2 separate regions of the Homo sapiens genome follow, and region 2 is linked to region 1. A link is an interaction called in ENCODE POLR2A ChIA-PET data of the cell type or tissue named here. Cell type or tissue: Panc1. All regions are shown on one strand. Links, peaks and the distances in the headings refer to the core of each region. The heading gives the core; the rest is flanking DNA. Region 1 holds the start of NCCRP1 (NCCRP1, F-box associated domain containing). Region 2 holds the start of IFNL1 (interferon lambda 1).

Evidence for each region. Peaks named below come from ENCODE experiments on the same cell type or tissue, not always from the same donor. Only the 100,000 strongest peaks of a DNase experiment are listed, where the experiment ranks them.
Region 2: POLR2A ChIA-PET joins it to region 1 with 10 read pairs; 3 of 35 experiments call an interaction of 5 or more read pairs at or near these places.

The regions. Positions count from the first base shown.
Region 1 is chr19:39,183,036-39,198,732 of GRCh38, reverse strand. NCCRP1 (NCCRP1, F-box associated domain containing) reads right to left here and starts at 1,769. Exons shown (of 6, transcript NM_001001414.2): 1 at 1,414-1,769; 2 at 618-680; 3 at 480-531. The coding sequence starts at 1,750. In Panc1, for the core only: no CTCF peak of the experiment used is centred there; a DNase peak (open chromatin) is centred at 3,442.
Region 2 is chr19:39,287,341-39,303,610 of GRCh38, reverse strand. IFNL1 (interferon lambda 1) reads right to left here and starts at 7,204. Exons shown (of 5, transcript NM_172140.2): 1 at 7,019-7,204; 2 at 6,729-6,806; 3 at 5,504-5,647; 4 at 5,315-5,398; 5 at 4,938-5,220. The coding sequence starts at 7,189. The coding sequence ends at 5,095. In Panc1, for the core only: no CTCF peak of the experiment used is centred there; a DNase peak (open chromatin) is centred at 10,743; H3K27me3 peaks cover 1,164 bases.

The DNA of each region.
Region 1 (15,697 bases), core at 1-8,000:
AATCTGAGCACTTTGGGAGGCTGAGGCAGGCAGATCACTTGAGGTGAGGAGTTCGAGACCAGCCTGGCCAACATGGTGAAACTCCGTCTCTACTAAAAATACAAAATGAGCTGGGCATGATGGCGCACACCTATAATCCTAGCTACTCAGGAGGCTGAGGCAGGAGAATTGCATGAACCTGGGAGGCAGAGGTTGCAGTGAGCTGAGATTGCGTCACTGCACTCCAGTCTGGGCAACAGAGTGAGACTTCATCTTAAAAACAAAAACCAAAAACCAATAATAGCTGCTATTGACTGGTGCTAGCCAGACCTGGCCGGGCCCTATGCTGTGTGTTTTACAAGCATTCTCTCTTATGCTAACCCTGTTTACAGAGCAGGAAATGGAGGTCCAGAGAGGCCAAGTCAGTTTCTCCAGGTCTCACAGTGAGGAAGGGTGGAGCAGGGAATGGAGTGTAAGCCACACTGGCCCTGGCGACTCACCTTTGGTTCTGCTGGAGCTTTTCAGTTCTAATGTACCAGCCACGGAAATTGCCTGCAGGTTGGGGAGCAAAGGGTTAGGACACCCCAACGCTGGAGGACCCTCCCCACCCTCAGCAACCTGGCCCTCCAAGCACTTACCCAGAGTTTCCAGGGGTCGCTGGGTGGGACCAGTAGGGGGTGCTGGCTCATAAATGTTGATGCCTGAAATGGACAGGTGAGTGGAGCCTCTGGGCAGCCCCTCCATCTTCCACCGCCTCACCCCTCCCTACCCGCAGGGCTATACACTGGAAGGGCAGGAATCTGTGCCAGGTCAGGGAAGCCCGGCAGGGATGAGTGAGTCAGGGCTCTGGGCTGGGGAGAGGGCAATGCCAGGGGTAAGTGGGGTGTGGTGAGACAGACAGAGACAGAGGGACAGAGAGAAGAACCCAGAGAAAGAGACAGGCCAAGAGTTTGAAACCAGCCCAGCCTGGCCAACATGACGAAACCCTGTGTCTACTAAAAATACAAAAATTAGCCAGGCATGGTGGTGCATGCCTGTAATCCCAGCTACTCGGGAGACTGAGGCAGGAGAATTGCCTGAGCCTGGGAGGCGGAGGTTGCAGTGAGCTGAGATTGCACCACTGCATTCCAGCCTGGGCGACAGCAAGACTCCGTCTCAAGAGACAGAAACATAGGCAGAGGGGGAGAGAGAGAGGAGGAGAGAGAAAGAGAGATGGAGAGGTGTGAGGGAGAGGTGTGAGAGAGGTAGGTAAGAGACATGACAGAGAGACAGGTGGTAAAATGGAGAGGCACAATGACAGAAAAAGAGACAGAGGGATGCAGAGAAATGCATAGACAGAGAGAGACAAAGAGGTAGAGAGATAAGGAAACAGGGAAAGAGGAAGAGACAGACGGTCAGGGTGGTGCCTCCTGGCTGCTCTGGGCCCTTGCGCACCTTCGGGGTTGGGCGAGCGCAGCAGGTTGCGGTAGAGCGGCCGCCGCAACAGGAGCAGCTTCCAGGTGAGGCGCTGGGGCAGCTCCAGGCCCCCGCTCAGCGGCCCCCACTCCTCCAGCAGCAGCTGCCGGGCGTGAGCCTCGGACGGCTGCGCCGGCTCGGGGAGCTCGGGGGCCTCCGGGGCTGCGGGCGATGGCAGCGACGGCGGCGAGGGCAGTGGTGGCGGCGACGGCGGCGGTGAAGGCGACCGTGGCGAGGGAGGCAGCTCCTGGAGGCTCGCGGGCCCATCGGCTTCCATCCCGCCACCGAGCGCGTGTCCCTCACGCACCTCCTCCATCCCTCGAGGCTGCGCGACTGTCCCGGTTTCACAGGGCTGGGGTTAACTGGGAGCGGGAAGGGGCAGGGCACCCTGGCTGACATTTAAGAGAGGGGCGTGTCGGGGGAGGATCTTGTCCCTCGGACCCTCCTCCCTCAGACCCAGGAGTCCAGGCCCCTAGCCCCTCCTCCCTCAGACCCAGGAATTCAAGACCCCAGCCCCTCCTCCCTCAGACCCAGGAGTCCAGGCCCCTAGCCCCTCCTCCCTCAGACCCAGGAATTCAAGACCCCAGCCCCTCCTCCCTCAGACCCAGGAGTCCAGGCACCAGCCCCTCTTCCCGCAGACCCAGGAATCCAGGCCCCCAGTCCGTCCTCCCTCAGATCCAGGAGTCCAGGCACCAGCCCCTCCTTCTTCAGACCCAGAAGTCCAGGCACCAGCCCCCTCCTTAGGTCCCCAGACTTCCTGCCCCAATTTTCCCAGGGCCAGCTGAGGACCCAGCGTGAGCCTGACAGAGCGTGTGACTAATGTGCTAATGCCAGGGCTCCGGGCTGTCTAATGGGACCCGTGCACCTCATTAAGATCCAGCATGGCAGGATTAAGAGGCTAATTAACGAAGACCCCCCTCCTCCCCCTCCCCACTCTGCAGAGGGGGAGTGGATGGATGAGCTGAGGTGCAAAGGGAAGGTCCTGCCTCTGCCACTTCCTTCTCTGTCCTCACCTGGGACACCCCCTTGGGGCCCTGACACATACTGTCCAGAAAACCAAGGTGAGGAGAGCAGAGAGACACCCAAAACCAGAGATGAGGAGCCTCAGAGATGGGGGACCCCAGGGAGGCACAAAGATGGCAGTGAGAGGGAAGCAGTGATCCCAACTGGGTGTTCTGGGGGCCTGCACCCCTGCCTGGGACTGGGGTGGGGGGCTGCAGAAGCCTCCCCCATCAGAGGTCACGAGGAGGTGGGAGCAAGGGACGGGGCACAGGTGGGGACAGGAGGTCAGGTGTGGAGGAAGTGGGGTGGCAGAGGAACCTGTAGCGCCAGATTCCCACAGCCACTTCCTGCCCGTGGCCACATCCCTCTACCTGGCCCAGGTAAGCTCAGCACTGAGCGCTTGCTTCTCTCTCTCTCTCTCTCTCTGATGGAGTCTCACTCTGTCACCCAGGCTGAAGTGCAGAAGCACGATCTCAGCTCACTGCAACCTCCGCCTCCCGGGTTGAAGTGATTCTCCTGCCTCAGCCTCCCGAGTAGCTGGGATTACAGGCATGTGCCACCACACCCAGCTAATTTTGTAGTTTTAGAAGAGACGAGGTTTCACCCTCTTGATCAGACTGGTCTCAAACTCCTGACCTCAAGTGATCCACCTGCCTTGGCCTCCCAAAGTGCTGGGATTACAGGCGTGAGTGCTTTCTACTGAGCGCCTCTAAGTTCATTTCATTCTCCTACAAAGACAAGGTGGGTGCTACTATGACTGGCATTTTATAGGTAAAGGAAAAGTAACAGCAAACATGTGTGTGCAGCTGTGTGCTGGCGGATGCCCTCTGGGACGGGTCTTTCCAATACAACAACCCTGTGAGGGGTGCCATGGAAACAGAAGCTGCCTTCCCAGGCTGGGTCCCATATAGTCCCAGATAACTCCACATGCTTTCACAGGCACTTCCTGCCCCAACGCTCAGACACTCACAGACACTCAGCGGGTGGGGGACAGAAGTCACGCCCCAGTGATAATGATCATGTAATTGAGGCTGCCCTCATGCCAGGCATTGCACTAAGTCCATTAGTTGCAATGGACTTAGGTAATTAATTAGGCAATTAATTCAGTCTCCACATCCACCCTAGGAAGTAGCATGACTAGGAAGTCATGTGCATTTAGCAGATGAAGAAACTAGGCACAGAGAGGTCTAGTAACTCACCCAAGGTTGCACAGCTGGTACACAACGAGTTAGACACACTCGCATACAGAATCTTAGAGAACATACACAGGGACACAGATTCAAATTGCCCCCAAGGGCTGAGTGTGGTGGCTCACACCGGTAATCTAACACTTTGGGAGGCTGAGGCAGGAAGATCACTTGAACCCACGAGTTTGAGACCAGCCTGGGCAACATGGCAAGACCCCATCTCTACAAAAAAATTAATAAATTATCTCAGTTTGGTGGAACACACCTGTGGTCCCAGCTACTCAAGAGGCTGAGGTGGGAGGATCGCTTGAGCCCAGGAGGTCAAAGTTGCAGTGACCTGAGATCGCATCACTGCATTTTAGCCTGGGTGACAGAATGAGATCCTGTCTCAAAGAAACAAAAAACAAAAACAGGCCAGGCGCAGTGGCTCACACCTGTAATCTTAGCACTTTGGGAGGCCAAGGCAGGCGGATCACTTGAGGTCAGGAGTTCAAGACCAGCCTGGCTAACATGGTGAAACCCCCATCTCTACTAAAAAAAAAAAAAAATACAAAAAAAAAAAAAATTAGCTGGGCATGGTGGTGCGTGCCTGTAGTCCCAGCTACTCGGGAGGCTGAGGCCGGAGAATCGCTTGAATCCAGGAGGCAGAGGTTGCAGTGAACTGAGATCGTGCCACTGCACTCCAGGCTGGGCAACAGAGCAAGACTCCATCTCAAAAACAAAACAAAACAAAAAACAAATCGCCCCTGGGAAGAAACATGGGCTCATACAGAAGCAAGCAGGAGATGATGGTTACATTTATTGAGTCTTGGACTCTTTGAACCTCACAACCCTGCAGAGTTGGGAACTGGTAATTGTATCTCTATTGACAGATCAGGGAACTGAGGCAAGAGAGGTGAAGTGACTGCCCTGGAAAGTTGGGAATTAACCAGTGCCCAGCGGGTGGGGAAAAACCAGGGGAGGGAGCAGATCAACAAATACTGCACCTGGAAGTCCCCAGCAGATTCCCAGGCAAACACTGGCAGAGCTCACAACACACGCACGACCAGACACTCCCACCACCACCACACGCACACAAACCCACGCCCTTGTCCTGGCTGCCCACCCTCCCTGCCTGAGACCTGTCATCGCCATGGGGGAGGAGGAGAAGGAGAAGGAGGGGTGTCTGGTGAGTGTAGTCAGAGCTGTGCCCAGGTCAGAATCCAGGGCAGGGAGTGGCTGGGAGCCGGAGGAGACTAGGACAGAAGGGCAGCCAGGAGTCTGTAGAGTGGCTGGATGCGGTGGCTTGTGCCTGTAATCTCAGCACTTTGGGAAGCTGAGGCGGGCAGATCACTTGAGCCTAGGAGTTGGATACCAGCCTGGGCAACGTGGTGAGACCTCGTTAGCCAGGCGTGGTGGCACATGCCTGTAGTCCCAGCTACTTGGGAGGATGAGGCAGGAGGATTGTTTGAGCCTGGGAGGTGGAGGTTGCAGTGATCTGAGATGGCGCCGCCACTGCACTGCAGCCTGGGTGATGGAGCGAGACCCTGTCTCAAAAAACAATAATAATAGGCCGGGCTCGGTGGCTCACACCTGTAATCCCAGAACTCTGGGAGGCTGAGGTGGGCAGATCACTTGAGGTCAGGAGTTTGAGACCAGTCTGGCCAACATGGTGAAACTAAAAATACAATCTCTACTAAAAATACCAAAAATTAACCAGGCATGGTGGTACATGCCTGTAATCCCAGCTACTGAGGATAATCACTTGAACTGGGGAGGTGGAGGTTGCAGTGAGTCAAGATGGCACCACTGCACTCCAGCCTGGGCAACAGAGAGAGATTCTGTCTCAAAAAATAAAAAATAAAAAGAATTGAAAAAAAAATAATAAAGGAAAATAAAGAAAACTAGAGTCTGTAGAGATTGACATCCCCTCCTGCCTACCCCTACCCTGGCTGTGGTTTTCACATGATCTCCTTTCTGGGTGCCTCGCTCACATCTGTTCCACACACACCCATACACATGACAGCCACAGGGGTTGGACTAAAGCCTGAACTGTGTCACTCCCCCAGTTAAGCCCTCCATGACTCCCCAGTGCCCTCAGGAGAAAAATCCCATCTCTTTGGCCAGCATCCAAGGTCCTGGGTTTCTGGTCTCTGCCTCCAGGACCTGTTCTCTTGCATCTCAGGGCTTTTGTGGTTCCCAAACTCAGCGGTTCCCAAACTTTAGGGCAGGTTCTGTCAGATTCACCCAGGGAGCCTCTGAGAAATGTGCATTTATTTCCAAGGAGCCGGCTTCAGTAATTGTGATGGGCCCCAGAATCTATGAGAAACCCTTTTACTTCAATCCAAGGGATCCAGGGCCACAGCTGGGCCCTGCAAAGCCAAGTGCATTATTATTATTATTATTATTATTATTATTATTATTATTTGAGTTAGGATCTTTCCCTGTTGCCCAGGCTGGAGTGCAGTGATGCTGATCACAGCTCACTGCAGCCTCGGCCTCCCAAAGTGCTGGGATGACAGGGGTGAACCACACTGCACCCGGCCTCCAAGTGCATTCTAACAATAAGTCCCAAACGTCCCCCTCTCTCCAGCAGGGGGATGGTAAAGTCCCTAATATGGGGGTTCAGCCCCGACAGGCTATTTCCCAAATACGTCAAAGCCTGGGTGACCAACACAGTCCCTCTTCCCCAAAGCCACGTCTCATATATCACGAAGTACAGAAAGCACGAGCAGTGGTATGACCACGTTGGAAAAGGATTGCACAATTTCTTTTCTTTTTTTTCTTTTTTTTAGACAGAGTCTTGCTCTGTCGCCCAGGCTAGAGTGCAGTGGCGTGATCTTGGCTCACTGTAACTTCCCGACTCCCAGGTTCAAGCGATTCTCCTGCCTCAGCCTCCTGAGTAGCTGAGATTACAGGCATGCACCACCACACCCAGCTAATTTTTTTGTATTTTTAGTAGAGATGAGGTTTCACCATATTGGCCAGGCTGGTCTTGAACTCCTGATCTTGTGATCCACCCGCCCCGGCCTCCCAAAGTGTTGGGATTACAGGCATGAGCTCCTGCACCTGGCCGACAATTTCTTATAAAACAAAAAATATGCACAACCTACGACACAGTGACCCTGCTCTGAAGTAGTTAGCCAAGGGAAATGAAAACATTGTCCACACAGAGACCTGGTCACGGTACTTTTTCATAACAGCTGCAAACTGAGGGGAACCCGAGTGCCCAGCAACGAGTGGGTGCATAAACTAACTGGAATGGCCACAATGGAGCACACTTCAGCAAGGAGAGGAATCACCTTTTTTTTTTTTTTTTTTTTTTTTTTTGAGACAGGGTCTGGCTCTGTCTCCCAGGCTGAAGTCCAGGGGCACGATCTCGGCTTAATGCAACCTCCATCTCCTGGGCTCAAACGATCCTCCTGCTTCAGCCTCCCAAGTAGCTGGGACCACAAACACACACCACCAAGCCCAACTAATTTTTGTATTTTTTTGTAGAGACAGGGAGTCTCCTCATGTTGCCCAGGCTGGTCTCGAACTCCTGAGCTCAAGCAATCCTCCCGCCTCGGCCTCCCAAAGTGTTAGATTACAGGTGTGAGCCACCACGCCCAGCCCAGGAATGATCTATGGGTACATACAAAACACAGATGACTCTCAAACACATTGTGATGAATGAAAGAAGCCAGGCAATACAGTGATACATTTTTAAAATTTATTTATTTTACAAATTTTGTATTTTTTGTAGTGATGGGAGTCTCACTGTGTTGCCCAGGCTGGTCTCACATTCCCGGGCTCAAGAGATAGTCCTGCCTCGACTTACCAAAGTGCTGGGATTATAGGTGTGAGCCACTAGGCCTGGCCAGTGATAGATTTTAGAGCATAAAGAAAAAAGAAAGCCGGGCGCGGCGGATCACGCCTGTAATCCCAACGCTTTGGGACACCGAGACGGGCGAATCACCTGAGCTCAGGAGTTCAAGACCAGTCTGGCCAACATGATGAAGCCCTGTCTCTACTAATAATACAAAAATTAGCCAAGCGTTGATGCACGCCTGTAATCCCAGCCACTCGGGAGGCACGAGAGTCGCTTGAACTCGGGAGGCAGAGGTTGCAGTGAGCCAAAATTGCACCACTGCTCAGTGTCGCCTTGGCGACAGAGTGAAACTCCGACTCAAAGTAAATAAATAAACAAAAGAACAATAAAGAAAAAGGAAAGAAAGAAGCCAGACATAAAAGAGTACCGACTATGTGATTCCAGTTATCTAAAGTTCTGGAAAAAGCAAAACTAATCTAGAATCAGATACAGCAGGTCTGTAATTTCACGAGGCTGGTGGGGCTTAACTACAAAAAGGCACAAGAGTAAATGCTGTGGGCTGATGAGAAAGTTCCATTTTAATTGCAGTTGTCATTATATGGGTGTATACATTTGTCAAAATTCAGCAAACTGTAGATTTAAAATGGGCGTAGTTTATTGTATGTAAATTATACCTCAATAAGAAACAAAACAAAAACAGTATGCCAATTCTCTCTATGTTGCTAATAAGAAAGTATCTACGAGGCAGTTATTAAGTAGAAGAGCAAGATATGGAACAGTGGGCCTTGTGCTTCAAAATGGATGCCGAAGAAGAAAAAGAAGAAGAAAATATACATACATATATATATATATATATATATATGTATATAAAATGAAGATTTGTCAGATCTCTTCCAGAAAGTGACTCTGCGGGCGAGATCTGGTGGCGTCCGAGACAGGCAAGGTGGGGACAATGACTTTGTACTCTATGTCCTTTGAAACTTTTGGATTTGGTATCACTTATGCGTATTACTTCTTTTAAGTATTACACTTTTTTTTTTTTTTTCCTGAGATGGAGTCTCGCCCTGTCACCCAGACTGGAGTGCAGTGGCACGATCTTGGCTCACTGCAACCTCCACCTCCCGGGTTGGAGCGATTCTCCTGCCTCAGCCTCCCGAGTAGCTGGGATTACAGGCACCTGCCACCACACCCAGCTAATTTTTGTATTTTTACTAGAGATGGGGTTTCACCATGTTGGCCAGGTTGTTCTCAAACTCCTGACCTCAAGTGATCTGCTCACCTCAGCCTCCCAAAGTGCTGGGATTACAGGCATGAGCCACTGTGCCCAGCCTATTACACTTTTAAGTGTAATTTTTGAGACAGTCTCACTCTGTTGCCCAGACTGGAGTGCAGTGGTGCAATCTCGGCTCACTGCAACCTCTGCCTCTTAAGTTCAAGCCATTCTCCTGCCTCAGCCTCCCCAGTAACTGGGATTACAGGCATGTGACACCACGCCCAAATAATTTTTTTTTGTATTTTTACTAGAGACGAGGTTTCACCATGTTGCCCAGGCTGGTCTCCAACTCCTGATCTCAGGTGATCCACCCACTGTGGCCTCCCAAAGTGCTGGGATTACAGGTATGAGCCACTACATCCAGCCTAAGTGTAATTTTTTTTTTGAGACAGGGTTTCTCTCTGTCACCAGGCTGTAGTGCAGTGGCACCACCATAGCTCACTGTAACCTCAACCTCCTGGGCTCAAGTGATTCTCCCACCTCAGCCTCCCAAGTAGCTGGGACCACAGGCACACACCACCATGCCCAGTTAATTTTTAAATGTTTTGTAGAGATGGGGGTCTCCCCATGTTACCCAGGCTGATAAAAAATATAATTTTTATAAAGCAAACAAGGTCCGGAGCCTCTCATTGCTTTCTACCACCTGTTCTTTCAACAGATGTTTATGAGATGCCTTCAATGGCCAAGCCCTGTGCACTGGGGTGTAATGTGGTGAAAGAACAGACACCATTCCTGTCCCCACGGGGCTTGCAGCCTTGTGGGGGAAGGGATGTCAATTAACTAGTTACAATTCAACAAGTAACTAGTTAATTGACAAACAGCACTAAGTGCCTTGAAGGTGAAGAATGCGCTGTCAGGGCAGAGAAGAGCAGGTGGAAGCCTTGCCTAGTTGGGGTGGTCAGGGAGGGCTTCTCGGAGGAGGTGATATTTGAGCAGAAACCTGAAGAAGGGGAAGGAATTAGCTGCACAAAGGCCTAGGAGAGGAGCATTCTGGGAGAGGAAACAGTCAGTGCAAAGGCCTTGAGGTGCGACGGGGTTTGGTGGGTTGGGGAAGAGCACGGAGGCCAGTGTGGGGTGAAGAGAATGAAGGGGAGATGAGGTCAGACAGAATGGGGCAGCTCTTTGAGGGGGTTCTTGGGAAATCAAGTACTCCATGCATATATGTGAAGTACGAGGTATCCGCAGGGGTGATGCCAGGGGCAACTGGATGTACCGGCTGGAGTCTGAGAGAGGGGTCGGGGCTGAGATGAAAATCTGGGAAGCATCACCTTGTCGACAACCAGGGAACTAGATGAAATAATAAAAGCCGGCCAATGGCCGGGCATGGTGGCTCACACCTGTAATCCGGGCACTTTGGGAGGCTGAGGCAGGCGGATCACTTGAGGTCAGGAGTTCAAGACCAGCCTGGCCAACATGGCGAAACCCCGTTTCTACCAAAAATACAACAACTAGCGAGGCATGGTGGTGCATGCCTGTAATCCCAGCTACTCAGGAGGCTGAGGCAGGAGAATCGCTTGAGCCTGGGAGGCAGAGGTTGCAGTGAGCTGAGATAGTGCCACTGCACTCCAGCCTGGGTGACAGAGCAAGACTCCGTCTCAACAAAACAAAACAAAACAAAAAAACTGGCCTGGTGCAGTGCCTGTAATTATAGCACTTTGGGAGGCTGAGGTAGGAGGATGGCTTGAGCTCAGGAGTTTGAGACAAGCCTGGGCAACATAGCGAGACCCCTGTCTCTACCAAAAACAAACAAACAACAACAAAAAAAAACAGGCATGGTGGGAAGTGCCTCTGGTTCCACCTACTTCGGAGGCTGAGGTGGGAGGATCACTTGAGCCTGGGAAGTCGAGGCTGCAGTGAGCCAAGATCGTGCCGCTGCACTCCAGCCTGGGTGACAGAGACTGTCTCAACAAAACAAAACAAGTCACCTTGTCATACGGCACACACCCTTCTTGCTTTTTTCTGCCTAACAAGATGGTTTGGTGATTGTTCTCTACTGGTACAAAGAAAGAGAGCTGGGCCATCCCCAGGCCAGATAAATTCCCCTTCCCTGCTATTCTCTATCACACCCCATTCGTCCTTTCTTGCATTCAGCATGCTTTGTAAATACCTCTGTGCGTGTGGCTGTCACTGGATCACAGTCTCTCACCCTGCCCGAATGTCATCCTCACCAGGGCAGGGCCTTGGGCAGGTCTGTTTATTGTCTGTCCCCAGCCCAGGGCTGACCTGACGTTGCTCTGCTTGCTGGGCAGGGAGGGCAGGAAGGCCCGGCTGGGCGGCAGGAGGAAGAGGCTCTGACCCAGCCGAGGCACCGCTTCCAACTTGCCCAAGCCTAGCTCCCACTGCACCTGCTGCAAAACCTGTCACCCCCAGGAGTCAGCACGTCCTGGGGCCCAAGCCTGCTGGTAGAGGGGGAAGGGCAGGGGTCCTGGAGGGTGGGCACCTGGGGCTGGGGGAGCAGATCCTGGGCTCTCTATCAGGGCTGTGGAGGGTGGGAAAGTGCAGCCAGGTCGGGAGGGGGCAGGGGTAGTAGAAAGGTGGGCTGGGGTGGGTGCTGTCTGCCCCAGATACAAACCACAGAGGTTTGTGAGGTTGGAGGGGCAGTGAGCCCACTTCACCCTGCAGGGGGCGACAGAGAGGCAGGACTGAGGTTGGATAGAAGGAGGGAAGAGTGTGGACAGGGAGAGGCAGAGACAGCAACAAGATACACAAAGAGCCAGAAAACAGGAAGAGAGGGCCCCTGTAATCCCAACACTTTGGGAGGCCAAGACGGGAGGATCGCTTGAGCTCAAGAGTTCCAGAACAGCCTGGGCAACATGGTGAAACCCCATCTCTACAAAAAAGAAAAAAATTGGCCGGGCACGGTGGCTCACGCCTGTAATCCCAGGACTTCGGGAGGCCGAGGCGGGTGGATCACGAGGTCAGGAGATCGAGACCATCCTGGCTAACACGGTGAAACCCAGTCTCTCCTAAAAATACAAAAAAATTAGCTGGGCGTGGTGGCGGGCACCTGTAGCCCCAGCTACTTGGGAGGCTGAGGCAGGAGAATGGCGTGAACCCGGGAGGCAGAGCTTGCAGTGAGCCGAGATCACGCCACTGCACTCCAGCCTGGGCGACAGAGCGAGACTCCATCTCAAAAAAATAAATAAATAAAAAATAAAATAAAATAAAATAAAAAAATTAGCCAGGCGTGGTGGCACATACCTGTAATCCTAGCTACTTGAGAGGCTGAGGTGGGAGAATCACTTGAGCCCAGGAGGCGGAGGTTGCAGTGAGCTGAGATTGTGCCACTACACTCCAGGCTGGGCGACAGAGCGAGTGAGACCTTGTCTCAAAATAAAATAAAAAACAAAATAAAATAAAAAACACCAAACGACTCCAAGCCCCCTAAATGTCCAGTGACAGTGGCTGTTCCTATCATTCATGGTTCCTCTGTTCAATGGAATATTACACAGCCGCTAACAGGATCAAAATTGCTTTTTATGTACCAGCAGGGAACAACCACCAAGATACATTGTTAAGTAGGAAAAAGTAAGGGGCAGAGGGATGTGCCCGTTATGCCAACATTCAACATTTTTTTTATTTTTATTTTTTGAGACAGACTCTCTGTCGCCCAGGCTGGAGTGCAATGGCACAATCTCGGCTCACTGCAACTTCTGCCTCCCGGGTTCAAGTGATTCTCCGGCCTCAGCCTCCCAAGTAGCTGGGATTACAGGCGCAAGCCACCATGCCCGGCTAATTTTTGTACTTTTAGTAGAGACGGGGTTTTACCATGTTGGTCAGGCTGGTCTCGAACTCCTGACTCCAGGTGATCCACCCGCCTCAGCCTCCCAAAGTGCTGGGATTATAGGCATGAGCCACCGTGCCTGGCCCATTATGCTATCTGTATGAAGGAAAATACATGTCTGTATATGCATGTAAGTATTTCCTGGTACATGCAGACATATCTGGAAGGAAGCACAAGAAACTTGTATCAGTGGCTGCCTCTGGGGAGCAGAACTGAGAGGCTGGGCATGGGGAAGGAGGTAAGGTGGGAGGGAGGCTGATTTTCCCATTTATTCCCTTTGGGATCTTTTACATTTTGTACCATGGGCTTGGGCCACCTGTTCAAATAATGAAAAAGACTAAGCAGGAGAATGAAAGAGAGAGACAAAGGAAGGCAGAGACAAAGACGTAGGAGGAGGCTGGGCGCGGTGGCTCATGCCTGTAATTCCACCACTTTGGAGGCTGAGGCGCGCAGATAACTTGAGGTCAGGAGTTCGAAACCAGCCTGGCCAACATGGTGAAACCTCGTCTGTACTAAAAATACAAAAATTAGCCGGGCGTGGTGGCCTGTGCCTGTAATCCCAGCTACTCAGGTGGCTGAGGCAGGAGAATTGCTTGAACCCAGGAGGCAGAGGTTGCAGTGAGCCAAGGTCTCGACACTGCACTTCAGCCTGGGCGACAGAGCGAGACTCCATCTCAAAAAAAAAGAAAAGAAAAAAGATGCAGGGAGAGGAGGGAACAGAGAGTTCACCTTCGTATAATCCAGCAGTCCCCAAGCGTGGCTCTGAGCTGCCCCCGTGTCCCCCAAGGGCAGTCCAGGACCCTGCTTGCTGCCCCATCTCATCCCCCAGCCAACACCTCTCCACCCCAAGTCTCCATGGATCACCCTAGGACGACAGCCTCCCTTTTGGAGTCTGCGGCTTGGGGCCTGCCCTCCTTCCGTGACCAGCCACCTGGGAAGACACAGGCACTTCTCTGTTGGTAACTGTGGTCCCACAAGTGGGGTAGTGAAGGGAGCCCTGACCCACTTCTCAGTGCTGCATGGTGAGGATATGCAGGAACTCCCAGGCCCGATGCCAGGATTCGAATCCTGCCTCTATCACTTTCTGGCTCTGTGACCTCAGGTTGACATCTTTGTTCCTGTCTCTCATCTGTGAAACAGGCCAAGGAAGGTACAGTAGTTCCGCAGAAGGCGGCTACGAGGGTCATGTTTCCTGGGCTGCGATCACAAATTCCCAGCGTGGTGGCTTGAAACAGCAGCCATGTATTCTCTCAGTTCTGGTTTGTTGTTGTTGTTGTTGTTTTGAGGACGAGTCTCGCTCTGTTGCCCAGGCTGGAGTGCAGTGGTGCGATCTCGGCTCACTGCAATCTCTGCCTCCCAGGTTCAAGCAATTCTCCTGCCTCTGCCTCCTGAGTAGCTGGGATTACAGGTGCCCACCACCACACCCGGCTAATTTTTGTGTTTTTAGTAGAGACAGGTTTTCGCCATGTTGGCCAGGCTGGTTTCGAACTCCTGGCCTCAAGTGATTCACCTGCCTTGGCCTCCCAAAGTGTTGGGATTACAGGCGTGAGCCTCCATGCCTGGCTGTATTCTCTCAGTTCTGGAAGCCGAAGTCTGAAGTGCAGGTGTGGACAGGGCTCTCCTCCCTCTGAAGCCTTCAGGACAGATTGCTTCCTGGCCCCTTCTGGCTTCTCCTGGAAGGCCCCTGGCTTTTCCTGACTCATGGCTGCTTCTCTGTGTGCCCCAAATCTCCTCTGCATTTCTCTAAAGGACACTTTTCAGTAGATAAGAGCCCACCCGGATACACCAGGGTGACCTCATTTCCAGATCCTTAACTCAGGACACATCTGCAAAGACCCTTTTCCCAAATAAGGCCACACTCACAGATTTTCCGTGGACCTATCTTTTTTTGTGAGTGGGGGGGAATCTATTTTTTTTTTTGGTGGGGGGAACCTTTTCCTTGGGGGGTGGTAACCACTACAGGAGTTAAATGGCGCAAAACTAGGAGCTTAGCAAAGCCCCTGAACACAGCCAGACTTCGATCAATGTTTTTTGTTTTTGAGATGGAGTTTCGCTCGTTGCCCAGGCTGGTGTGCAATGGCACGATCTTGGCTCACTGCAACCTCCACCTCCCAGGTTCAAGCAGTTCTCCTGCCTCAGCCTCCCGAGTAGCTGGGATTACAAGCGCCCGCCACCATGCGTGGCTAATTTTTGTATTCTTAGTAGAGACGGGGTTTCACCATGTCGGCCAGGCTGGTCTGGAACTCCTAAACTCAGGTGATCCACCCACCTCTGCCTCCCAAAGTGCTGGGATTACAGGTGTGAGCCACCTTGCCCAGCCCATTCTCCCATTCTCAATCCTGGCTGTATGTTAGGATCACCTGGCTTATTTTTATATTAAATACCTGTGACCAGGCCCCAAGCCACACAAAAGGGAGTTCCCCTTTGCTTAGAGAACCAAGCCTCAGTGTGGCCTTCAAGGCCTTCATTTCTCCCAAGATCTGCAGTTCATTCATTCTTTCCCTCACCCCTCTCCCTCCCCAGTGGCAGCCATGCTAATATGCAAATGAGTCTCCTAACCTTGCAAAATGAGGACCATTGTTTTATGTCCATAATTTGCTATTTATACACCCAGCCTTGTATTATGAATCTTATTATTGTTTTTCTTACCTGCTGTCTGGACAGGAATTTTGGGGGTGCACCCCTTCTGTTTAGCCACCCACTCCCCTGGGGTGGACATGCCCCTGCCTCCAGCTCCACCCCACAAATAATGCTACAGTGAACGTCCTCATCGACTCTTCCTCAGGTCCAGAGAGTTTCTTTGGGAAGTCACCCGGGTGTGACTATTGGAATCATTGGGAGATACATATGTGCAACACTTGACTAAGCTGGATCTGTTTTTATCAGACTCATGGTGTAAAATACCGCCGCACGGTTTGAACGTGCATGTCTCTGATGACTAACGAGTTTGAGCAGCTGTGAACACCCTTACTGGGCTTTGAGTTCTTTCTTCTCTAAATTGCCTGTTCATATCCTTTGCCCATTGTCCTGTTATGGCTGGTCTCTTTTTCTTGTTAAGAAGATATCTTATCAGTGCTAGACTCTGCAAATATTTTTCCCCATTCTGATACCTATTACAAATGAAAATTATTTTTTTTTTGAGATGGAGTTTTGCTCTTGTTGCCCAGGCTGGAGTGCAGTGGCGTGATCTCAGCTCACTGCAACCTCCAACTCCCGGATTCAAGCAA
Region 2 (16,270 bases), core at 3,762-11,761, 100 kb before region 1:
CCTAAGAGAAAAATCTCAGGGAAGAGCTCTTATCGGCCTGGCCGAGGTCACATAGCAACCCCTGCACTGATTGCCGCATCCAAGGGAATGAATGGAATGCTTTGATTGGCCAGGTAGGGGGTGGGTGGGTCCTATGTCCCGGTTGTGTGTCCTGGGAAGTAGGGATTGCTAAATATTAGGTTGAACCACATGAACTTGCCATTTTTGTAGGTCACACATTGTATAGTATTGGCAATTTTATGTGGTTGAAGGTAAATACTCTCCAGAAAAAGTAGGATAAGAAATCTTGTTGGCTGGGTGTGGTGGCTCATACCTGTAATTCCAGAACTTTGGGAGGCCAAGGTGGGATGATCACTTGAGGCTAGGAGCTTGAGACCAGCCTGGGCAACATGGCGAGACTCTGTCTCTACAAAAATAAAAATAAAAAATTAGCCAAGCATGGTGGTGTGTACGTGTAGTCCCAGTTACTCAGGAGGTGGTCTTGAGCCCAGGAGTTTGAGGCAGCAGTGAGCTATGATTGAGCCACTGCACTCCAGCCTGGATGACAGAGCAAGATCTTAAAAAAAAATAAAACAAAGAAAGCTTGTTGCTGTAATATGCTAGTCTCAAAAAAGAAAAAAAAATAAGAAAGCTTGTTGAGCATATAAAAGCAATAGAGGCTGGACACAGTGGCTCATGCCTGTAATCCCAGCACTTTGGGAGGCTGAGGCGGGTGGATCACCTGAGGTCAGGAGTTCGAGACCAGCCTGGCCAACATGGTAAAATCCTGTCTCTACTAAAAGTACAAAAATTAGCCATGCATGGTGGCGGGTGCCTGTAATCCCAGCTACTCAGGAGGATGAGGCACGAGAATCACTTGAACCTGGGAGGTGGAGGTTGCAGTGAGCCAAGATCGCACCACTGCACTCCAGCCTGGGTGACAGAACTAGACTCTGTCTCAAAAAAAAAAAAAAAAAAAAAAAATATATATATATATATATATACACAAATATATATATATATACACACATATATATATATATATACACATATATATATATATATACACACATATATATATAAAATAAAAAATAAAGCAATAGAAACCCCGGTGTACTATGCAGAAGGATTTTTGGAGGAGGAAGTGATATTGTGGAAATGAGCCAGGTGAAGACTTGGTCGTGGGAGAGTGGTGGGAACTGTCCTAAGCAGAGGGAACCACTTAAGCAAAGGCCACCATGAGAGAGGACAAGGAAAACTTGTTACTGTGCTCTGGAGATGGAGTGCTTGCTCTAATTGATCAAATTGGAGTCATGTGTCCAGCCAAATGAGGGAGTAGGAAAGGAGGTCATTTCCGAAGGAAAATTGAAGCACTGTTACCAGGAGTAATGGATGCTGCTCAGGCAAAACTAAAATATATCCAGTTCAAAATCTCTTCTATAAAGCCTTGGCATCTCCAAGTAGAGATTTGCAACCTTGTTTTCTTCCATTGCAACATTCATAATTGAAGAGACTCATATGCCTGGGCTCAGACATGTCCTATATGATTAAAATTTTTATGAAATATTAATTGACCACATTCTCTGGGTTCAGTGCTGGCCATGCAGAGATGAATTTGTGGGGATACATTTGGCCACAAGAAACAGAAAAATCCAATTAACACGACTTAAGCAAGAAAGACATTCAGTTATGTCACCTAAGAGTAAGTCTGGAGTTAGGGGATTCTGGGGTTTGGTGCAATGGCTTATTAATATCAGCAAGGACCCCGTTTTCTACTCTTTTGTTCTACCTTCCTCAAAATGATAGCTTCACACCCTAAACTTGTTGCCTTGTGGTCACAAAATGGTTGCCATAGCTCTGGGTCTCACATCCTCATACCAATGAACTAAGCAGGAAGGAAGGGAACAAGTGGGAAAGAGTTCTGTTTGTATTAAGGAAGAAAAATATGTTAAAATAATAAGAGTAACAGCAACAAACACATGTATGGGGCTCCGCCTTTGCCAAGCTCTGTTACATTTTTTACATAAATTAACTTTTTTTTTTTTTTTTTGAGACGGAGTCTTGCTTTGTCACCCAGGCTGGAGTGCAGTGGCACCATCTCGGCTCACTGCAACCTCTGCCTCCTGAGTTCAAGCGATTCTCCTGCCCCTCAGCCTCCCGAGTAGCTGGGGTTACAGGCACGCACCACCACACCCGGCTAATTTTCGTATTTTTAGTAGAGATGGAGTTTCGCCGTGTTGGGCAGGCTGTTCTCAAACTCCTGACCTCAAGTGATCTGCCTGCCTCAGCCTCCCAAAGTGCTAGGATTACAGGAGTGAGCCACTGTACCCAGCATAAATTATTTAAGAAGCCCTTAATTTCATGGCCACCCTGAGCTGCGAGGGAGCCTGGGAAAGCAGGTATCAGGCAAAAGGGACAGAAATTCATGTCCTGGGCAGGGCACCATGCTGCCCCCTACCCAAACTGAGGTTCTGCTAGTCACAGACTTTATAATGTAGTGGGAATGGCTGTGAGGTTATGTGTAAATTTTTAAGACATTTACAAATAGCTTTTTTACGTTTAACTCCCCTTTCTTTCTCTCTCTCTCTCTCTTTCTTTTTTTGAGACAGTCTTACTTTGTCACCCAGGCTGGAGTGCAGTGGCACGATCATGGCTCACTACAGCCTCAACCTCCTGGACTCGAGCCATCCTCCTGGGACTGGGACTACAGGCATGTGCCACCATGCCTACCTAATTTTTAAGTTTTTTTGTGAAGATGTGGTCGCTATGTTGCTCAGGCTGGTCTCTAACTTCTGCGGTCAAACAGTCCTCCCACCTAGGCCTCCTAAAGTGCAGGGATTATAGGCGTGAGCCACCACACCTGGGAACATTTAACTTGTTTTTGGTTATCAAAGGGAGTGCTTCAACTTTTGCCCGTTGGTTGTGTGTAATTTCTGTGTATGGCTGTACTTCAGCCCTCTGACTCCTAATCAAGAAAATACTCAAGAGTGCAAAGGAGGCTGGGAGCCGTGGCTCATGCCTATAATTCCAGCACTTTGGGAGGCCGAGGTGGGAGGATCACTTGAGGCCAGGAGTTCGAGACCAGCCTGGCCAACATGGTGAAACCCTGCTTCTACTAAAAATACAAAAATTAGCTGGGAGTGGTGGCATGTGCCTGTAGTCCCAGCTACTCAGGAGGCTGAGGCAGGAGAATCGCTTGAACCCAGGAGGTGAAGGTTGCTGTGAGCTGAGATCTTGTCATTGCACTCCAGCCTGGGTGACAGAGCAAGACTCCGTCTCAAACAAACAAACGATACAAAGAAGTGAGAGTTATAGGATTATAAGAATGGAATTTTATTCTGAATCCCCTGTAATGTAACAAAAAGTCAACCATTCAGAAACCTTGGTGGAGCTGGTGTGGTGGCTGACGCCTGTAGTCCTAGCACTTTGGTAGGCCGAGGCAGGAGGATTTCTTGAGTCCAGGAGTTCGACACCAGTCTGGGCAACATAGCGAAACCCCGTTTCTGCAAAAATTACAAAAATTAAGTGGGGGTGGAGGCACATGCCTGTAGTCCCAGCTGCTCGGAAAGCTGAGGTGGGAGGACGGTTTGAAACTAGGAGGTGGAGATTGCAGTGATCTGAGATAGATCGTACTACTGCACTTCAGCCTGGGCGATGGAGCCAGGCGCTGTCCCCCTCTCCCCAACCCAAAAAAGAAACTCTGATGAGTTATTTTGGTAATAAATTTCTTGTGACACACCTCACAGTGAATTGTGATGGGCTGGTGGCTCTCTCACTGTTTCAATGATTTCTTGCCTTATAACAAACCCAACTTAGTGGCGTAAAACAAATATTATTATGCTCACAGTTTCTGTGGGTCAGGAACTTAATCAGGGCCCAGTGGTGATGGCTTGTCTCTGCTCCAGCTGGGACCTAGAGTCATCTAAATGCTTCTTCACTCGCATGTCTGGTTCCTGAGCTGGGGTGATTCAAAAGCTATACTGGGACTATCAGATGGAGTACCTATATGTGGTCTCTCTGTATGTCTGGGCTTCTCACACCATTGTGGTTAGGTTCCAGGATGTAGCATCCTGACCGCTTTTCTTTTCTTTTCTTTCTTTTTTTTTTTTTCTTTCTCGAGACGGAGTTTCACTCTTGTTGCCCAGGCTGGAGTGCAATGGCGTGATCTCCGCTCACCACAACCTCCACCTCCCGGGTTCAAGCGATTCTCCTGCCTCAGCTTCCCGAGTAGCTGGGATTACAGGTATGCATCACCACACCCGGCTAATTTTTGTATTTTTAGTAGAGATGGGGTTTCTCCATGTTGGTCAGGTTGGTCTCAAACTCCCGACCTCAAGTGATCTGCCCGCCTTGGCCTCCCAAAGTGCTAGGATTACAGGCCTGAGCCCACGGAGGCTGGCCTTTTTTTTTTTTTTTTTTTTTTTTTTTTTTTTTTTTTTAAGATGGAGTTTCTCTCTTGGTGGCCAGGCTGGAGTGCAGTGATGTGATCTCGGCTCACCACAACCTCCACCTCCCGGGTTCAAGCATTTCTCTTGCCTCAGCCTCCCGAGTAGCTGGGATTACGGGGTCATGCCACAACTCCCGGCTAATTTTTGTACTTTTAGTAGAGACAGGGTTTCACCATGTTGGCTAAGCTGGTCTCAAATTCCTGACCTCAAGTGATCTGCCTGCCTCAGCCTCCCAAAGCACTGGGATTACAGGTGTGAGCCACCATGCCTGGCAGTACACACACATACTTGCACACGTGTGGGCATGAACATGCACAGTTACGCACCTTTGGTTAGACTCAAGTTCAGGCAGACACTCATTTCCATACAAATACATACATAGTCACAGAAGTCAGGCACACACAAATATACACAACGAGTCACAAATTTTGCCTGCATCACCCAGACATCCACACCCAGTCACAGACCCACAATCACACACACACTCAAGGATTCACCTATCACAGAAGGTTCCAATTCCTTGTTGTTTATTTGTGCATAATGTATAAAAGTAAAACAATAAACTCAGCCCTATGTCTCAGTCAGGGCTGCAGCTTCATAAATAAAGGGTGAGAGGAAATAAATTAAGGAAGGAGTAGGGCTCAGCGCATAAATAAGGTGTGGGGTGTCAGGTGGACTCAGGGTGGGTTGACGTTCTCAGACACAGGTTCCCATCGGCCACATATTTGAGGTCTCGCGTGAGGAGGCGGAAGAGGTTGAAGGTGACAGATGCCTCCAGGCAGCCAGCGGACTCCTGTAGGGGAGGAGGGGATGGGTCAGGGGCTGTCCAGGGTCTGGGCTCCTATTGGCTCCCCAGACCCTGGTCCTTCTCTTCCTGGGTCACTCACCTTTTTGGGGGCCTCCTGGAGCCGGTGCAGCCAGTGGTGGAGGCGGCCCCGGGGCCTGGGCCCTGCTGTGGGCTGAGGCTGGATCTGTGGGCAGAAGAGGGCGGTGTGTGAGGCGGAGCCTGGGCCACCACAGGGGAAGGATGCTGCTCAGAGCCCACAGACCTGGGTGCCCGGGCCCCAAGGACTCACACAGGCCTGGAGCTGGGAGAGGATGTGGTGCAGGGTGTGAAGGGGCTGGTCTAGGACGTCCTCCAGGGCTGGGCCAGCAGCGGCCTCCAGGACCTTCAGCGTCAGGGCCAGCTCAGCCTCCAAGGCCACAGGGCGCTCCCTCACCTGAGGAGAGGTGAGAAAGAGCAGGTGAGGGAGAACAGGCAAGAAGACCCAGTTAGTGGGGACAGGTAGGCAGTCCTGGGGAAGGTCGGTGACACAGTGCATGTGGTGGGGACAGGTGAGGGGTCTGGGGAGAAGGAGACAGGAGGGGGAAGACATGAGGAAGGATACAGGTGAGGCAGGATGGTCAAGGAGGCAGGTGAGGGGATAAGTGAAATGGAGACAAATGAAAGGGGACTTACGGGGGTCACAGAAGTTCTCTGGGGCGGGGTGGGGACGGGTGAGGAGAAAGCAGGTTGGGGGCACAGTAAGAGAGGGACAGTTGCATGCACAGAGAAGAAGGGTAGGGCTGGGTGTGGTGGCTCACGCCTGTAATCCCAGCACTTTGGGAGGCCGAGGCGGGTGGATCACCTGAGGTCAGGATTTCGAGACCAAGCCTGGCCAACATAGTGAAACCCCGTCTCTGCTAAAAATACAAAAATTAGCTGGGCATCATGGCACATGCCTGTAATCCCAGCTACTCGGGAGGCTGAGGCAGGATAATTGCTTGAACCCGGGAGGCAGAGGTTGCAGTGAACCGAGATCATGCCACTGCACTCCAGCCTGGGCCATAGAGCAAGACTCTGTCTCAAAAAAAAAAAAAAAAAAAAAAAAAAGAGAAGGGTGGATGAGGGGGGAGCATGAGCTGGATGAATGTCAGTGAGAGATAATGAGGGACAGGTGACAGAGGCAGGTGAGAGGGAGAGGGGGTCAGTGTTGGGAACAGACAGGGAGAAGTGGAGCAGGACGAAAGGCACAGGTGGGCGACAGACTGGAGACATTTGGGAGAGAAATGAAGAGTGAGAGTGGAAGTGACAGGGACAGGTGAGCGAGCTAGGGAAGTGGGGCCGATGGGAGATGATAAAAGGGACCCAGGGGAAGGACAGAGTCAAGAGAGCAGTTTTGAAGTGGCAGGGGCACAGGACAGGTGAGGAGAGGTCCAAGAGAGTGAAGGACAAGGGAAACAAAGAAGGCTAAGGGGCCACTTAAGAAGAGGGGGGAGAGGGTCAAGGGAAGGGTGAAGGGGGCCTGACTTTCAGCTCACCTGGAGAAGCCTCAGGTCCCAATTCCCGGGGAAGACAGGAGAGCTGCAACTCCAGTTTTTCAGCTTGAGTGACTCTTCCTAGAGAGCAAGGGCAGGGGTTAGCCCACAGCAGGATGGCTGGAAGCTAGCTCATAGCAGCAAGGATGAAGTTGGCCTGACAGCATGGGTTTAACCCAGTGCAGAAAGGATAGAGGTTTGCCATAGTTGGAAGGCTAGAGGCTAGCCCACAGTAGAAGGGCAGTAATTGGGACACCCGTAGAAGTGGTTCATCCACAGCAACAGGAACTCACCAAGGCGTCCCTGGCCTTCTTGAAGCTCGCTAGCTCCTGTGGTGACAGAGATTTGAACCTGCCAATGTGGCAGCCCTTCCCAGTTGTGGTGGGCTTGGAAGTGGGGACAGGGCCTGCCACGGCCAAGCCTAGCACCAAAGTCACCAGCACCACGGTCCAAGCTGCAGCCATGGCTAAATCGCAACTGCTTCCCCAGCGGCATGGCTCTGCTTTTTAGCCACGCAAAATGGGCAATCCAAGATGATGTGTGTAAAGTGAAAAGGTAATTGGAAATGAGAATTTCCACTTTGACTTAAGAGGCATGAGTGGGCGGGGCCCGTCTGGGAGCCTGATGAGGGAACAGGTGTGGGCAGGGCCAAGTGAGCTGGGAGCTGCATCAAGAAGGAAAGAGAAACTGAAATCCTTAGAACTCCCTGGGCAGCTTTCAGCCAACTGGCCTCAGGGAGTCCCTGACGGAGGCTGAGATTAGGGATAAGGCTACCTGAGTGGCAGAGAGGAAGCTTCTTTTTTATTCTAAATTAGCCAGGTGTGGTGGCATGCGCCTGTGGTCTCAGCTACTCAGGAGGCCGAGGCATGAGAATCACTTGAACCCGGGAGGCGGAGGTTGCAGTGAGCCAAGATCGTGCCACTGCACTCCAGCCTGGGTGATGGAGTGAGATCCTGTTTCAAAAAAAAAAAAGCTTGTTTTTTATTTTATTGTTATTATTATTTTTTGAGACGTAGTTTTGCTCTTGTTGCCCAGGCTGGAGTGCAATGGTGCAATCTTGGCTCACTGCAACTTCTGCCTCCCGAGTTGAAGCGATTCTCCTGCCTCAGCCTCCTAAGTAGTTGGGATTACAGGTGCATGCCATCACGCCTGGCTAGTTTTTGTATTTTTAGTAGAGACTGGGTTTTACTATGTTGGTCACGCTGGCTTCGAACTCCTGACTTCAGATGATCTGCCTGCCTTGGCCTCCCAAAGTGCTGGGATTACAGGCGTGAGCCACCACCTTACTTTATTATTTATTTATTTATTTTTGTAGAGATAGGGGTCTCACTATGTTGCCCAGGCCAGTCTTGAACTCCTGGCCTTAAGCCATCCTCCTGCTTCAGCCTCGCAAAGTGCTAGTATTAAAGGCATGAGCCACTGCTCCTGGCCAAGAAGGAGCTTCTGCCATTGGTTTAAGAATGTCCCATTAACTAATTTCAGTTCATGCTCCTAATGTTTCTCTGAGTAGTTATTTTTATAATTGTGATGGTTAATTTTAGGTGTCACCTTGACTGGTTAAGTTTATCAGATAGCTGGTGATGCGTTAATTCTGGGTATGACTCTGGGGTGTTTCCAGAAGAGATTGGCATTTGAATCAATGGACTGAGTAAGGAAGACCCGTTGTTACCCAATGTGGTGGGCACCATCCAATTGGCCGAGGGCCTGAATAGAACAAAAAGGCAGAGGAAAGGAGAATTTGCTCTCTCTTATGAGCTGGGACACCCTGCACCTGCCCTTAAACATCAGAACTCCAGGCTCTTTGGTCTTTGAATGCTGGGATGTGCAGCTGGGCATGGTGGCTCACGCCTGTAATCCCAGCAGTTTGGGAGGCTGAGGCAGGTGAATCACTTGAGGTCAGGAGTTCGAGACCAGCCTGGCCAACATGGTGAAACCCCATCTCTACTAAAAATATAAAAATCAGCCAGGCGTGGTGGCACAGGCCTGTAGTCCCAGCTACTTGGGAGGCTGAGGCAGGAGTATCGCTTGAACCCTGGAGGCGGAGGCTGCAGTGAGCTGAGATCATGTCACTGCACTCCAGCCTGGTCAACAGAGTGAGACTCCATCTCAGAAAAAAAAAAAATGCTGGGACTTGCACTAGCTACCCCCTAAGTCCTGAGGCTTTTATTCTGGAACTGAGCTGCACTACAAGCTTCCCTGGTTCTCCAGCTTGCAGATGGCCTGTTGTGGAACTTCTTAGCCTCCCTAATTGTCTGAGCCAATTCCCCTAATAAATCCCCTCCTATCTCTCTCTCATCTATCTAGTCTCTCTCTCTCTCTCTCTCTCTCTCTCTCTCTATCTAGTCTATCTCTCTCATCTATCTAGTCTATATCTCTCTATCTATCATCTATTTATCCAAACATCCTATTTGTTCTGTCTCTCTGGAGAACCCTGACTAATACAATAATCATGCCCATTTTACTAGTGAGATAACTGAGGCATAGGAAGGCAAAGTGACTTGCCTAAGGTCCCACAGTGGGATAGAGGCAGAAATGGGGTATGATGAGTCCTATGTACTTGCTCCCTATTCCATATGCAGCCCAGGTAGAAGATGAGAACCTCTGGGGGTAGCAGGCCCACTTCTCCTTTCTGTCCCTCTGGGTAGCATGAGAGGGGTAGGGAACTCCTTATTCGCTGGGGGCAAGCGCATTTCCTGGGGACTGGAGGGGCTGCCTGGAGAGAAGGCAGGCGGTGAGTCTGGTTGCCTTGCTATCATCATCCCTGCAGTAATAGTAATTGTGTAGCAGGTAAGAAACTGCTCTGATGTGCAGACATTTCCTATTTTCACTCCTTTATTTTTTTTCTTAGCCCTTTGGTGCAGAAAGTTATTAATCATACTCTTCAGATCATAACACAGGATCACAATTGGCCCATGAAAGACCCTCCAAGGCTTTTATTCCTCCATTGCCAATTCCCATTCCCATCGCACCCCCACAGACACCCACTATAATGCACTTGATAAATAGCTGCAAAGATGTATCTTTATAATTTGTGATCTCGTGTGTGTATGTGTTTCCAATTTACATAAGTGGAATTGTGCTATAAATCTTCTACTTCTTTCTTTTTTATTTTTTAACTTAACACTGCTTCTGAGATCTCTTCACAAGCTGTGTACATCAAGTTTCCTGTGCACTGTATTTCATGGTGTATACAACCACAGCACTTTTACTTACCTATTCCCCCAGTGATGGACACTTAGGTTGCCTCTAGCTCCCCATTACCATAAGGCTCACACCTGTCCTCTGGGTGGGCGGCTTTCTGGAATATACGGTAGCACACCAGCTGATGCCCTCTACTGTATCCCCTCGGCTTGTGGATATGGTGGTCAGTTCCCACACAGGCTGACAGTTTCCTGCCTCACGTGCTTGGATCTTTCTGCTTCTCTGCTGGAGACCAAGGCCTTTCTACTGCCCACATGCAGAATGGACTGGAAGTAGCAGGATTGATTCCCCCAGTAGCAGTCCTCAAACAGTGAGGGCTGAAAGCAATGGAATAAATACTGCAGCTTCCCTTTCCCTTGGAGGGTCAATTCTCGGGCGACTTCTACATGACTCCTTGATCTTCTGACTGTCCCCAGAACAAATGACTTCTAGCTGCTCACAGCAGTAGCCTTTTTGGGGGCTGGAATTAGGGTGGGTCAAATTAGGGGACCAGAGTCAAAATTTAAGCAGGGGGCCAGGCGTGGTGGCTCACACCTGTAATCCCAGCATTTTGGGAGGCCGAGGTGGGCAGATCACCTGAGCCCAGGAGTTCGAGACCAGCCTGGCCAACATGGTGAAACCCTGTCTCTACTAAAAATACAAAAATTAGCTGGGTGTGGTGGCATGTGCCTGTAAACCCAGCTACTCAGGAGGCTGAGTCACAGGAATCGCTTGAGCCTGGGAGGCGGAGGCTGCAGTGAGCCGAGATTGTGCCACAGCACTCCAGCCTGGGTGACAGAGTGAGACTCTGTCTCAACAAACAAACAAACAAACAAAAATTAAGGAGGTGCTCACTCTGAGTCAGGGAAGTGCTCTAGGTGCCTCCCTCTACTCCAGACTCTGCACCATTTATTGGCTTTTTGCTCTTCCTGGCTCAGTTTCCCCACTCGCTTGTGCTTCTGGGAAACAGCTCCCAAATAAGCCACCTGCATCTTTGGCTTCAGGATATGCTTTTGGGAGAACCTGAACTGAAGATTGCTGGGTCACAGGGCATACCTGTGCTTATATGGTCTAATCAGTGCTGTTCATTAGAACTTTCTGCAATGACAGAAATATTGTGCATCTTTACGGTCCAATGTGGCTGTTAGGTATTTAAAATTTGGCAAGTGCAATGCAGGAACTGAATTTTCAATTTATTTCATTTTATTTAAATTTAATTACTGTATGTGGCTAGTGGCTATCATGATGGGCAGCACAGCTCTACATATTCATCCTTTGCTCTCCCAAATAGTTGCACCTGTATCCCTCTCTCCAGAAGTGCTCGAGGGTCTATATGCTGGCAATACTGTAGCCTCCCCAACACTTGGATCTGATTTAGATGATGAGATCCTGGGGCTTGCATCTGAGCCTGCCATAGTAGATGAGATTTTTGAGGTTGAGGAAAGACATGAGTCTATTTTGCATGTGGAAGGAATATAAATAATTTGTGGCCAGAGAGCTGACTGTTAAAACTTGTCTTTGGCCTGGCACGATTATTCATGCCTATAATCCCAGCACTTTGAGAGGCTGAGAAGGGAGGATTGCTTGAGCCCAGGAGTTTGAGCCCAGCCTGGGCAACATAGCAAGACCTCATCTCTACAAATTAAAAAAAAAAAAAAATAAGGGCTGGGCGTGGTGGCTCACACCTGTAATCCCAGCAGTTTGGGAGGCCGAGGCAGGCAGATCATCTGAGGTCAGGAGTCCAAGACCAGCCTGGCCAACAGGGTGAAACCCTGTCTCTACTAAAAATACAAAAAATTAGCCAGGTGTGGTGGCGCTACTCGGGAGGCTGAGGCACGAGAATCGCTTGAACCCGGGAAGTGGAGGTTGCAGTGAGCTGAGATCATGCACTCAGCCTGGGTGACAGAGTGAGACTCTGTTTCAAAAAAAAAAAAAAAAAAAGTTTAATCCCCAGTATGGCAATGTTGGGAGGTGGAGCTTAGTCGGAGGTGTTTGGGTCCTGGGGGCAGATCCATTGTGAATGGTTTGGTGCCATCCTTGAGGTAATGTGTGAGTCCTCACTCTGTTAGGTTTCTCAAGAGCTGCTTGTTAAAAAGAGCCTGGCACCTCTCATCTCTCTTGCTTCCTCTCTTGCCACATGGTCTCCACACATGCAGCTCCCCTTTGCCTTCCATCCTGAGTGGAAGCAGCCCGATGCCCTCACCAGGAACAGATGCCAGTGCCATGCGTCTTGTACAACCTGCGGAACTGTGAGCCAAATAAGCCTCTTTTCATTATAAATTGCCCAGCCTCAGGTATTCCTTTATAGCAACACAAATGCACTAAAACAGATATACAGCCCAGCTTTCAGGTCACCTAAACTATGGTGGGGGCCCTATCACCTCTAATTCCCACCCCACCAAGGACCCCACACAGCCATTTTTACTCTACTGCTGTCCTGGGGCCCAAGGAGCAAAAGAATTATACCTGCACACGTAGACAATTTCTTCTTTTATGTACAAATAGGCTTGTTTGTGTGTGTGTGTGTGTGTGTGTGTGTCTCGTTACAATTACTATGTAACAAATTACCCAAAACTTGTGATTTGTTCACTGTGTAAGGTGACTAGCACCAGAAATGTGTGAACAGAGCTCTGATTATTGCCTCAGCAATGACAAGATTAAAAAAGAAACCAGCATTTCATAATGTAATGTCTCAAAAGTCCAGGATACAAGAGAAAATAACTTGTTATACTCATCATCTCAAGAACTAGGAAAATCTCAAGTGGAATGGGAAAAGCCAATCAATAGATGCCAACACTAAAATGATACAAATATTGAAATTATTGGACAAAAATATTTAAAAAATTTTTATTTATTTGCTTTTTAAGATATGGGTGAAATCTCACTTTGTTGCTCAGGCTGGCCTCAAACTCCTGGCCTCAAATAATCGTCCCTCTTTGGCTTTCCGAGTAGCTGGGATTACAGGTGTAAGCCACCATGCCTGGCTCTCTGACAATAATTTTAAAGTAATTGTCATAAAAATGCTTCAACAAACAATCATGAATACTTTTGACACAATTTTTTTTTTTTTTTGAGACAGAGTCTTGCTCTGTCGCCCAGGCTGGAGTGCAGTGGCTGCAAGCTCCACCTCCCGTGTTCATGCCATTCTCCTGCCTCAGCCTCCTGAGTAGCTGGGACTACAGGCACCTGCCACCACGCCTGGCTAATTTTTTGTATTTTTAGTAGTAGAGACGGGGTTTCACCGTGTTAGCCAAGATGGTCTCGATCTCCTGACCTCGTGATCCACTCACTTCAGCCTCCCAAAGTGCTGGGATTACAGGAGTGAGCCTCTGCACCTGGCTGACACAAAAATTTTTAATAGAAAGTTTCATCAAAGAAATAGAAGGTATAAAGAATTGAGTGGAAATTTTAGAACAGAGAAATATAAGAACTGAAAAATACAAGAACTGAAGTAAAACTCACTGAAAGGGCCAAATAGCAGAATGGAGATGGCAGAAGAAAGAATCAGAAAACTTGAAGATAGGTCAATAGAAATTACTCATTCTGAACAACAGAGAGTAAGTAGCAAATAGATTGAAGTATGAACAAAGGATAGAAAGTAGATTTTTAAAAATGAAAAGAACTCCAGGGAGGTGGAGGTTAAAGCAAGCCAATATCGCACCACTGCACTCCAGCCTGGGGGACAATGTGAGACCCTGTCTCTAAAAAAAGAGAAAAGAAAAGAGCTCCAGGGACCTTTAGTACATTAAGTTTTAACACTCACATCACTGATGTTCTGGATGAACAGAAAGAAAGTGGGGACGGGCATGGTGGCTCATGCCTATGATTTCAGCACTTGGGGGAGCCAAGGTGGGTGTATTGTTTAAGCTCAGGAATTTGAGACCAGCCTAGGCAACATGGCGAAACCCTATCTCTACCAAAAATACAAAAATTAGCCAGGCGTGGTGGCAGGTGCTTGTGGTCCCATGGTCCCAGCTGCTTGGGAGGCTGAGGTGGGAGGACCACCTGAGACAGGGAGATGAGGCTGCGGTGAGCTGTGACTGCACTCCAAATGGGGTGATGGAGCGAGACTTTGTTCCCCCACCACAAAATAAAGATACCTATATATTTATAAATCAGGGAGGATAAAGGGACCTAAATTGTGATGTTTCCTACATTCCATTTGAAGAGATAAAATATTAATACTATTGCATTGTGATGTTATATATATACTGTAATTCCAGAGCAACCACTAAAAAACTATATAAAGAGATATACTAAAAAAAAAAAAACTATAGATAAAGCTAAATGAAACACTAAAAAAAAGCTTAGTAATCCACAGGAGGGCAATGAAAAGGAAACAAGAATAAAAAACAGAAGGAACAGAAGAAAAATAAGATGGGAGACTTAAGTTCTAATATATCTGTAATTACATTAAATGCAAATGGTTTATATACAGAGATTGGCAGAATATATTTTAAAAAACTGTATGCTGTCTACAGGAAACTCATTTCAAATATAATGACATAGGTAGGTTAAAAGTAAATGGATGGAGGCCAGGCGTGATGGCTCACACTTTAATCTCAGCATTTGGGAGGCTGAGGTGGGTGGCTCACTTGAGGTCAGGAGTTTGAGACCAGCCTGGCTAACATGGTGAAACCTCACCTCTATCAAAAATACAAAAGTTAGGCTGGGCAGGGTGGCTCATGCCTGTAATCGCAGCACTTTGGGAGACTGAGGAGGGCTGATCACCTGAGGTCAGGGGTTCCAGACCACCCTGGCCAACATGGCGAAACCCTGTCTCTACTAAAAGTACAAAAAATTAGCCAGGTGTGGTGGCAGGAATCTGTAATCCCAGCTACTTGGGAGCCAGAGGCAGGGAGAATTGCTCGAACCTGGGAAGTGAAGGTTGCAGTGAGTCAAGATTGTGCCACTGCACTCCAGCCTGGGCGATAGAGTGAGACTTCATCTCAAAAAAAAAAAAAAAAAAAATAGCCAAAATGAATGAGGACAAAAATACAACATATAAAAACTCGTGGTTGGACATAGTGGCTCATGCCTGTAATCTCAACAATTTGGGAGGCTGAAGTAGGAGGATCATTTGAGCCCAGGAGTTCAAGACCAGCCTGGGCAACATAGGGAGACACGGTCCTACAAAAAATTTAAAAATTAGCTGGGTGTGGTGGTGTGCACCTGTAGTTCCAGCTACTTGGGAGGCTGAGGAGGGAGGATCACTTGAGCCCAGGAGGTTGAGGCTGCAGTGAGCAGTGATAGCACCACTGCACTCCAGCCTGGGTGACACAATGAGACCCTGTCTCAAAAAAAAAAAACAGGAAGAAACCTCCCCCAAAACTTGTGGGATACAACTAAAGCAGTCTTAGAGAGAAGTTTATAGCACTTAATGCTTATATTAAAAATGAAGAAATGGCCAGATGTGGTGGCTCAAGCCTGTAATCCCAGCACTTTGGGAGGCTGAGGTGGGTGAATCATTTGATGGAAGTTCAAGACCAGCCTGGCCAACATGGTGAAACCTTGTCTCTACTAAAAATACAAAAATTAGCCAGGTGTGGTGGTGCACACTTGTAACCCCAGCTACTTGGGAGGCTGAGGCACAAAAATCGCTTGAACCTGGAAGGCAGAGGTTGCAGTGAGCCGAGATGGCACCACTGCACTCTAGCCTGGATGACAGAGCGAGACTCTGTCTCAAAAAAACAAAAAAATGAAGGAAAAGTCTCAAATTACTAAACAAGGCATTCCCTCAAGAAACTAGAAAAAGCTAAGTAAACTCAAATCAAGCAGAAGGAAAGAAATCATAAAGAGGTGGAGAAATCAATTACATAGAAAACAGAAAAGCAATAAAGACAATAAAATCAAAAGCTGGTTCTTTGAAAAGATGAATAAAATTGATAAACTTTTAGCAAGACAGAAGAAGAGAAAAGAGAGAAGACACAAATGACCACTATCACTACAGACCTCATGGACGTTAAAAGAATAATAAGGGAATACTGTGAATGAGTCTATGCATATAAACTCAACTTAGACAATATGGACAAATTGCTCAAAGACCGCAAAGTGCTGTAATCCTAGCACTTTAGGAGGCCAAGGCGGGAGGATCGCTTGGCCAAAGCTCACCTAAGATGAAATAGATATTATGAGTAGTCTTATAACTATTTAAAAAACTTGATCTCTAATTAAAAGGCTCCCAAGAAGGAAATCTTTGTGTCCAGATGTTTTCACTGTAGAAATCTAGCAAACATTTAAAGAAGAATTGATACCAATTCTTTAGTATCGCTTCCAGAAAACAGAAGAGGAAGCAATACTTTTCATTTCATTTTATAAAGTCAGCATTATCCTGATTCCAAAACCAGACAAAGGCAGAATGAAAA